Regions from separate parts of the Homo sapiens genome. Here region 1 is linked to region 2. Evidence: chromatin contacts called from ENCODE Hi-C or POLR2A ChIA-PET data. All regions are on one chromosome and are shown on one strand. Each heading gives the region's core, a stretch centred on a gene start or an enhancer-like site at or near the end of the contact. The rest is flanking DNA. Distances are from core to core; before and after follow the strand shown.

The links. Hi-C counts contacts between places; a loop is a spot of excess contacts on that map. ChIA-PET counts read pairs that join two places held with the same protein, here RNA polymerase II (POLR2A). Pooled maps may share reads with other maps.
Region 1: a pooled map shows a loop between it and region 2 (2.1-fold over the local background). The contact joins the promoter of ZFP69B here to the enhancer-like site in region 2. A Hi-C loop is called at or near these places in 6 of 50 pooled maps. POLR2A ChIA-PET finds 5 or more read pairs at or near these places in 6 of 52 experiments (AG04449, GM12878, HEK293T and 3 more).

Annotation. Positions count from the first base shown.
Region 1 is chr1:40,446,922-40,452,181 of GRCh38, forward strand. ZFP69B (ZFP69 zinc finger protein B) reads left to right here and starts at 3,555. Exons shown (of 5, transcript NM_023070.3): 1 at 3,555-4,167. The coding sequence starts at 4,041. ZFP69B-DT (ZFP69B divergent transcript) reads right to left here and starts at 3,118. Exons shown (of 5, transcript NR_198977.1): 1 at 2,899-3,118. RefSeq lists a silencer at 3,174-3,433 and an enhancer at 3,649-4,848.
Region 2 is chr1:40,349,940-40,354,952 of GRCh38, forward strand. It overlaps a transcript of SMAP2 not described here. Among named protein-coding and RNA genes, the nearest start is that of SMAP2, 21 kb to the right of the region's middle. RefSeq lists enhancers at 551-620, 641-710. Within about 2 kb of position 2,377, at least 4 of the 41 ENCODE cell types and tissues checked have a DNase peak (open chromatin) inside an H3K27ac peak, as active enhancers do.

The DNA of each region.
Region 1 (5,260 bases), core at 2,305-4,804, 98 kb after region 2:
ATTCTGGTGAGCTAGTTACTTGCAAATAATAGGGCCTTAATCACAAACCTATGTATAGAATAGTTTCTTATCCCAAAACTATGGCTAGAATCACCTTTATGTGAACACGTTAACAGTTGTGCTTTTACTTTAAAACAAAAGTTTACTTTGACTAGGATACGGGGTAATTAAAAAAATTAAAAAGTGAAAAAGAAAACAAAACTTTACTTTCTTGAAATTATACGATGTGTAACATGTACAGCAGGAACCCAACTTGATTTGTTCTTGCTATGGGCTGAGTGTTTGTATTCTGCCACAAACGAGTATGTCGAAGCCCTAACCCCTAAAGTGACTGTATTTGGAGATGAGGCCTTTATAGAAGTAATAAGTTTAAATGAGGTCACAGGGGTGGGGCCCTGATCTGTTAGGATTAGTGTTCTTAAAAGAAGAGACATCAGAGAGCTCACTCTCCTCAAGCACACAAGAAGAGGTCTTGTGAGCATACAAGGAGATGGTGGCTGCCTACAAGCCAAGAGAAAAGGCCTCAGAAGGAAACCTACCTTGCTCACCCCTTGATCTTGGACTTCCCAGCCTCCAGAACTATAAGAAAATTAATTTCTGTTGGTTAAGCCACCCAGTCTATGGTATTTTGTTGTCAGCCAGTGAAGACTCATACTGTTCCCCAAATGGCTAACTAGTTGTCCTAATGATATTTGTTGAATAATCCATCATTACCCAGCTGCTTTGAAACGCCAGCTTTACAATATACTAAATTTAAATAAAGTGTCAAGTCTGTTTCTGAGTTTCCAATTTCATCTCACTGATTTCCGAGTATATTTTGGCACTAGTTTTATTTTGATTATTTTGCCTCCATAATACAAGGTAATATCTGGTAGGGCAAGTCTGCCTTCATTATTGTTGGAAAACATTATTGGCCATTCTGGAACACTTGCCATACTAGCTAAACTTTAGAATCATTTAGTTTAGTAAAAAGAAAAGTTGATTTTCTTTTTTTTTTTGAGATGGAGTCTTGCTCTGTCACCCAGGCTGGAATGCAGTGGCATGATCTTGGCTCCCTACAACCTCCACCTCTTGGGTTCAAGCGATTCTTTTGCCTCAGCCTCCTGAGTAGCTGGGATTACAGACACACACCACCACACCCAACTAATTTTTGTATTTTTAGTAGAGATGAGGTTTCGCCATGTTGACCACGCTGGTCTCGAACTCCTGAGCTCAGGTGATCCACCCGCCTTGGCCTCCTAAAGTGCTGGGATTACAGGTGTGAGCCACCATGTCCGGCCGAAAAAGTTGAAATTTTGATTGGGATGCATCACAGTTTATGTGAACTGGAGGAAGAGTGACATACTTAGAATGTTCTATTTCAACTCGTGAATGTGTTGTATCACTATTCTCACCATTTAAACAAAAAATTTGGAGTTTTATTTATAATTTCCTGCATAATTCTTGTTTATTCTTAGCTGTATTTTTCTGATATTTTATTATGAAAACATATACATATACAGAAAAATTGAAAGAATTTTACATTACGGCATCCCTATACCACTACTTAGATTCTACCATTAACATTTTATTGTATTTCATGCTGTATTTTTGTTGAGTAGCAGATAGGAACATAGACTGCCTGTGTTCACCACTTGTAAGCCACATGATCTTGGCAAGTTATTCAACTTCTCTAAATCTCAGTTTTCTTATCTGTAAAGTGGGAATAATAATAGTACTTACTTCCAGTGGTTTCTGTGATGACAAAATAAGTTAAAATATGAAAGGCACTTAGGACAGAGCCTCATATTCTGTAACTATTATATGCTAGTGTATTCATCAGCTTGGGCTGCTGTAACAAAATACCATTGACTGGGTGGCTTAAACCACGGATATCTGGCCGGGCGCAGTGGCTCATGCCTGTAATCCCAGCACTTTGGGAGGCCGAGGCGGGCAGACACCGAGGTCAGGAGTTTGAGACCAGCCTGGCCAACATAGTGGAACCCCGTCTGTACTAAAAATACAAAAAATTAGCTGGGCGTCGTGGCGGGCGCCTGTAATCCTAGCCACTTGGGAGGCTGAGGCAGGAGAATCGCTTTAAGCCAGGAGGCGAAGGTTGCAGTGAACCGAGGTCACGCCACTGCAGTCCAGCCCTGCGGACAGTGCGAGACTCCATCTCAAAAAAACAAACAAACAAACAAACAAAAAACCGGAAATTTATTTTCTCAGTGTGGAGACTAGAAGCCCCAAGTAAGGTCGAGTTGGGTTCGTTTCTGACTAGGACTATATTCTAACCTTAATTACTTCCATAAAGGCCTTATCTCTAAATACTCTCCAAATACAATGGAGGTTAGGGCTTCAAGATAAATTTTGGGGAATCCAAACATTCGGTTCATAACAGCTAGCAAGTACTATAATTGTATTCTATTTCCTCATTTGTTGTTTTTGTAAACTGTTGATGTAGAAATGTATTTGGAGTGATGTACTCAAATTTTGTTGGAGGGAGAAAACTCAGCAATAAAACAGCATTACAGTATAATCGCTTTTGTGGAAAATATATAACAATGCATGAAATACGTTGTGTGTGTGCAGGAAAGGTTGTACACCAACTGTTAGCAAGGTTACCGCTGCTTGCTGAAATTACAGGCAATAATTTTTTTGTTTTTGTGTATTTTCTGGCATTTCAGAAATACAAGGTAAGCAATAAACATGAGAACTTTTATTGAATACTAGAAGAGAAAACTGTTGTGGTATTCTTTTAACAATATACCGGAATCCATTCAACTGTCTGCTGAGAATAAATAACTGGCATGTACATAATATTTAGGGAAAGTGCTATGGATTATTTTACACCAGTGTCGTTTCACCAAAAAACGTGATGCCGATGGCTCCCTTTTGTCACGGGTTTCAAAGGCTCACCCTAACGTTCACGTGCATTTTCCCAGCGGAGGAAAGATGGTTGTTCTTCATCAGAGTCTGGGGCCCAAGAACGCAGGCTCCATCTCCTCCCGCAGGAGCCAGGCTGATGATGCTCGCAGGGATCGGATACTGGGAGCCCCTGAACGCAGCCAACCCGGCGCGCACCGGTGGGGGCGTCTGCGCTGGCGGAGCGGCTCCCCGGGAGGACGCTGGGAACCATGCTCTAGCCAGCCGCTGCGCAGGCGCACTGGGCCCCGACTGCCCGCCGCAGCGCTACGTGGGAGCTTGGCCGCGCAGTGCCGGAACCCGGCTGCAGCGGTGGGAAGGCGGGGGCGTGCCGGCCCAGCGGGGAGAGGGTGAGCGGGTGGCTGTCCCGGGCTTGGGGAGCTGGGCGAGCCGGGAAGCGCGAGTTCCGCCCGCGGCCACCCTGTCGCGCGCGGTGCTCTCCGCAGCCCCGGAGTCGTGCTCAGACAAAGGCTGGGAGGCTAGGGCCGGGGGCGTTTTGCTTTGTGGGGAGGACTTAGCCTCTCATTTGGGGAGGAGGAGGCGGGGTCTAGCGGTTTCGCGGTTTGCTACAGCCGACTAGTGAAAGAGCTGGGATTCCAAATCCCCGGCTACTTTACACATAATTACTGCCCCAAACAAAGAATTGGGTTGTATTCGTCTCTTTGTGCTTCCTGACATGTGCGCGGTGCTTTGAATTTTGTGGGCTGTGTCTGCCCACCGTCTCCGTGTATCTTTTGGAAACATTTTACAGTGATCCATATATGTTCTAGCGTTCTGCCCTATGACTGAGCCTCCTTAGTCCTTTGCTGATTCTAATGTCTTCTGCTCAGCATCTGCAGGGGCTGCTGAGAGTAAATACTTGGCGCCTCCAGCTGCTGGCCAAGGAGACAGATGGAGCTCAAGTTGGGAGATACGCCCTGAGAGCCGATGATAGACACAAGTCCAGATCTCGGATTTTGATACTGTATGTTCCCTGGGTTCCTGAGAGAGGACATTGAGGAGTAGGAGTCGGCGATTAAGGAGATCGGTACAATTGGGAAGCCTCCTGTCAGAGCTTCCAGCAATTTCCTCATCAGAGGTGGACAAGCCCTATGGGCTAAGACAGAGGGTCCTCAGAAAGGAGTGCGGACGCCGTCATGCTGCAGCAGCTCCTGATCACCCTGCCCACCGAGGCCAGCACCTGGGTGAAGTTGCGTCATCCAAAGGCGGCCACGGAGCGGGTGGCCCTGTGGGAGGATGTGACTAAGATGTTTAAAGCAGAAGGTAAGAATAAACTGATGGGTGGGAGGGAGGAAAAGCAGTCCCCTCTAGTGTGAGAAGGAATGAGTCACTTGAGTGGAAGCATCTCTTAGGGAGACGAGTGGGTGGAGGGTTTCCGGAGTTGTTGATTGTGGCTCCTAGTCTGGGGTTTTCCTAAGTAGTGGTGGTCTTTTCAGCCTAGGACCAGTATTTCAGTGTCATGGTTATGTATATTATTTATTTTCATCTTTCCCATGGCCATGTGGGGCAGGATGGACTTAACCTGATTTTTCTTATTCTAACAGTGGGGAAATGTAAATCAAATGGGAGGCCTGCCCAGGGTCACACAGGAACTTGGTGGCTAGGTCAGAAAGAGAAGCAGCAGGGGAAGTACCAGGTGAGCCTGGAGTAACTTGTGCTAGAAAGCAAGGAAGAGCTTAAAGACTATGGATATGTGTCAAAAGAGGCCAGGTTTAAGGGTCTCTCACTCGACAGATTTGGGAAAGCTTAAGTATCCAAACTGATGGTAACACCTTGAATAAGTAAAATTCCACATGATCACCTTGACACTTAAAATAGAGAAAGACGTGGGGGGGGGGGAATTCATTTGCAAACATTGGAGGTAATTAATACACTGATTCCTTACTTTGAAAAATAGGTTATTATGGGAATGAATGTGCATTTACCTTGCCTTTTAGATCCTCTTCAGTTGGTGAGGGAAAGCTTTTTACAGAAAATGCGTGCCAATAATGAAGGTAGAAAGAGGCCAGGTGTGGTGGCTCATGCCTGTAATCCCAGCAATTTGGGAAGCCAAGGTGGGCGGATTGCTTGAGACCAGGAGTTTGAGGTCAGCAGTTTGAGACCAGCCTGGCCAACATGATGAAACCCCATCTCTGCTAAAAATACAAAAATTAGCTGGGCGTGGTGGCACATGCCTGTAATCCCAGCTACTCGGGAGGTTGAGGCACGAGAATCGCTTGAACTAGGAAAGGGGAGGTTTCAGTGAGCTGAGATGGCGCCACTGCACTCCAGGCTGGGTGACAGAGCAAGACCTTGTCTCAAAAATAAATAAATAAATAAATAAATGTAGAAAGAATGATAGAATCTTTTACCGTAA
Region 2 (5,013 bases), core at 1,127-3,626:
GGTGAGTCAGACAGAAGGCAAGAATCATCTCCCACCTTTCCACAGAGTCAAGGTTGGCTAGGGAGACAGTACTCCCAGGCCTCCCGGAGGCTGTGGGGTTGAATCTCCCACCAGTGAGGAGAGCAGGTTTGTGACCATGTGTTCCCAGTATCAAGAAGCTATGGAGTAGCTGCCCAGCAGAGTACTCTGAGGTCATGGAATAGGTCATAAGATGAAGCCAACAGCTAGATAGCATCAGTGCCAGAGACTAGGCCAGGTGAGCCAACAGAGAGGCAGTCACTGGTTTCCTGAGTCATGGCCTTCAGGAGGGGTCAGTAGAGTACCCAAACAGAACAAACAGGACATCCCCAAGTGTGCCTCAGGGTATACAAGTACCAGACACATAGGAATCAGATCAGACCCACCAGATCTTGTTGGGGATTAGCAAAGCGTGCACGAGGAAGAGTGCAAACCTGAGGTCCCTATTGCGTGACACCATAAAAGCATGACCAGAAGAGGTTCAGGAATCAGTGAGAACTTCCAGAACAGAAGAGGGTGGGCTGGCAACGATGGGTGACCCATCTATTTCTCAGTAAGAGACAAAACCAGGAGGAAACTGTATTACTGGTGCAAAACTGAATTTGTCTGGTGATTTGCAAATCTGGGCTGCTTCCTGTTCAGGATCCAGTTATGTAAATCATATATTTCAGTTAGTAGGGCCCCAACCTGTGAATCCAGGGAAGTTGCCACTTAAATCAATGGCCCTAGCAAGGGCCTCTTGTGTCTATTTGGATGAAGATTTCAGGTATGTGGCACCTAAAGGCTTCTTAAACTCAGGAATTAATTGGAAGGAACCAAACTGACACCATTAGTGAAGAGGTTTAGTCATGTGAAGAAATTTCTATATCTTTTTCTAAAATAAGCATTTTAAAATTATGTTGTTCACTGGGATTTTTACAAAATCATTTATCTTTGGATTAAGAAACCTGTGATACTATTCTGCCCCATTCTGCTCATTAACTCATTACAAATAATAATTGTAAGCCTCCAGAGTGGAGACTCTGAAGACTCAAAGTCAGGAGCAGATCCAAACAATCTCCCTCCTTACCCAGAATCACAAGGACCTGTCGTAGACAAGAAGTTCCCTTGTGCTTGTCCTACTCTCCTTGGAAAAGAATCCTCTCTTGTTCCATTTTCTGGTGCCTTCTGGAGCACCCCAGCTTTGATGGGGAGCTGGTGGGTCTCTCTTCACAGATGTCCTACTCCCTCCTTTCTCGTCATTTGGGAGTGGTGACAGAGAGCAGGGCTGAGAGGTTATTGGAGAGAGGAGGGACTCTGTGGCCTGACAAGGAGGGGAAAAGGAGATACTCATCTGTCTTGGCACTTGTTGGAGATTGTCCATTGCACAGATTGCACAAGAAACGCTGTGGACAAGAAGATAGAATCTCAGCTCTGGTCTGAACTCTGTCTTTTCTAGTTAACCTGGATCTAGAGTCTGTTCAGAGTATAAATTTATTCTGGTGATGAATACAGAATACAATGATTAACTCCTTGACTCCTTAAAGAAATGATTCTTTCATTTTTATTTATTTATTTATTTTTTGATACAGAGTTTCACTCTTGTTGTCCAGGCTGGAGTGCGATGGCACGATCTTGGCTCACTGCAACCTCTGCCTCCTGGGTCAAGCGATTCTCACGCCTCAGCCTCCGGAGTAGCTGGGATTACAGGCGTGCACCACCAAGCCCGGCTAATTTTGTATTTTTAGTAGAGATGGGGTTTTACCATTTGGTCAGGCTCGTCTCGAACTCCTAACCTCAGGTGATCCACCCACCTTGGCCTCTCAAATTGCTGGGAGTACAGGGGTGAGCCACCGCGCTCAGCCTATTTTAATTTTTTTTAATAGAGACATGGCTTTACCATGTTGGCCAGGCTGGTCTCGAACTCTTGGCCTCAAGTGATCTACCCACCTCGGCCTCCCAAAGTGCTGGAATTACAGGTGTGAGCCACCGTACCCAGCCAGATTCTTAAGCTTCTTTGGGTTATGCACATCCCTGCAAATCTGAGGCCCTCTCTCCCCAAGACTGCACACACCCGCACATCCATGAATTTTTTTTTCTTTTTGTAAAGTGAAAGCAAGTTTATTAAGAAAGTAAAGAAACAAAAGAATAGTTACTCCATAGGCAGAGCAGCTCCATGAAATTTTTCATACAATTTCAGGGGGTTGATATTATAAATAATGTTTAAAATAAATAGTGTTGATAAGGTGCCAAAGTCCATCTGTGGACCCAGGATAAGATGCCCTCCAAGCTTTAATGATATTAGGAACAGGGTGGAGTTCAACCTTCTCAGCACAGCATACAAGGCCTTTCGTGATCTGGCCCTCACCCTCTGTCCAGCTTCTCCTAATGCTTGCCACATGTAACCTCTCTAGCAGCTCAGAGTTCTTTTTCAGTTCTGCATTTTCATGCATTTTAATCTCTCTGCCTATAATGTTCTCCTCCTTGATTGCTCGGAAAAGAACTCCACTCTGTCAAGGCAGAGTTCGTCACTTCTTTCTCTTCTTCCTTCTTTGTTGTTTCCCTTGCTCATTTTAAAATATTTTAATTTAAAAAGTTTTTCTATTTTTTTTTACTTTTAAAGACAGGATCTTGCTCTGTCATCCAAGCTGGAGTGCAGTGGCATGATCATAGCTCACTGCAACCTTGAACTCCCAGGCTCAAGCAATCCTCCCACCTTAGCTAGGACTACAGCAGCAAGCCACCATTCTCTGCTAATTTTTTAAAAAGTTTGTAGAGACAATGCCTCGCTATGTTGCCCAGGCTGGTCTCAAACTCCTGGCCTCAAGCGATCCTCCCTCCTTGGCCTCCTAAAGCTCTAAGATTACAGGTGTGAGCCACCACACGCGGCGCCTCCTCCTCATTTTTGATGGGAAAGGATTATTTTAGCATGATGTGTAATGATCTCGACCACAATTGATAGATATTAACAACAATGAAATTTTTATGTCTGGGTACTCCCATCTGAAGAATCTGAAAGTTCTAAGACTACGTTTGCAGATGGAGTCAGGCATGACGTTTTCCATGGTCCTGACCACCATGGACTCTATGGCAGACATTGTCCGGGGTTGCCCACAGCCATGTCCAGCACCCATCTCTCTTGCTGCCTCCTGCCATAAGGGCTTTCCTGGTGTCCTTTGCAGTTAGAGGCTGAGCCATGCAACCTAGTTTTGGCCAAGGAGTCTTAAGGGAAAGACTGCTGTGAGCTTCTCGGAAAACTTTTGTTTTCCTGATAAAAGAAACAGCTAAGATTGGGGACATTCCTTTTCTCTTCTTCCTTCATTGGAAGATGATGCAATGTTTAGAGCTGTGGTGACCATCTTGTGACCATGAGGTGATTTACATGAGCAGCAGTTCTCATACTTGAATGTGCACCAGAATAGTCACCCAGAGGGCTTCTTTATTTTTTTGAGACAGAGTTTTGCTCTTGTTGCCCAGGCTGGAGTGCAATGGCATGATCTCAGCTCACAGCAACCTCCGCCTCCCGGGTTCAAGTGATTCTCCTGCCTCAGCCTCCTGAGTAGCTGGGACTACAGGCATTTGCCACCATGCCCGGCTAATTTTTTGTATTTTTAGTAGAGATGGGTTTTCACCATGTTGGCCAGGCTGGTCTCGAGTCCCTAATCTCAAGTGACCCACCCTCCTTGGCCTCCCAAAGTGCTGGGATTACAGGTCACTGCACATGGCCCAGAAGGCTTCTTAAAAGAGACTGCTGAGCCCTATCCTCAGAAGTTCTGATTTATACACCTAGAGTGGGCTGAGAATTTGCATTTCTCTCTTTCTTTCTTTTTTTTTTAACAGACAAGTATCTTGCTATGTTGGCCAGGGTGGTCTTGAACATCTGACCTCAAGCAATCCTCCTGCCTCAGCCTCCCAGAGTGCTGGGATTACAGGTGTGAGCCATCGTGCCTGGCCAGAATGTGCATTTCTAACAAGTTGCCAGGTGACACTGATGCTGCTTGTCTGGGGACCACACTTTGAGAACCATTAAACATCAGGATAAAAATACAATAGGTTGAGGATGGCAAAGCAGAATGATAAAGCCTGGGTGTTGATGGCCTTGTCCAGAAGCTGAATCAATGTAAACCACTCCCTTGCCTCTGGATTTCTTGTTCAGTGATAAAATAAACCACTCTTTAAGCTACTGTTAGTTGGGTTTCTCTTGATTCTCATTCAAAGGCCTTCTGAACTTACAGAGAGCTGGACTCTGTAGGAAGGGCACAAGCAGAGAAAAATCCAGAGGGATGCTCATCCAAGGGTGACTTCAAATGGAATAAAGACTGCCTCAACAGGAAATGTCTCAAATTATGTCCTAGAGTCCATGGGTGTTGATAATAGTAAGATTGTGAGTTTTTGTTTGTTTGTTTGTTTTGTTTTGCTTGTGAGATGGAGTCTCGCTCTGTCGCCCAGGCTGGAGTGCAGTGGCGTGATCCCGGCTCACTGATCTCCGCCTCCCGGGTTCAAGTGATTCTCCTGCCTCAGTCTCCCGAGTAGCTGGGACTACAGGCGCCCACCACCACACCCAGCTAATTTTTGTATTTTTAGTAGAGATGGGGTTTCACCATATTGGCCAGGCTGGTCTCAAATTCCTGACCTTGGGATCTGCCTGCCTCGATCTCCCAAAGTGCTGGGATTACAGGCGTGAGCCACCGTGCCCAGCCAAGTTTTTTAATATAAGGTTAGTTAATTTTTTTTAAATGAGAATTGTTTTGGATTTTATTAGCTTTAGTAGTATAACTTGTGACCAACTAGTCTGGCATATCAGAGCAGTGAAATGAACCAAAACATTGAATTTTTTTTTTTTTTTTTTTTTTTTTTTGAGACAGAGTCTCACTCTGTCACCCAGGCTGGAGTACAGTGGCGTGATCTCGGCCCTTAGCTCACTCCAACCTCCACCTCCCGGGTTCAAGTGATTCTCCTGCCTCAGTCTCCTGAGTAGCTGGGATTATAGGCACCCACGACCAAACCCAGCTAACT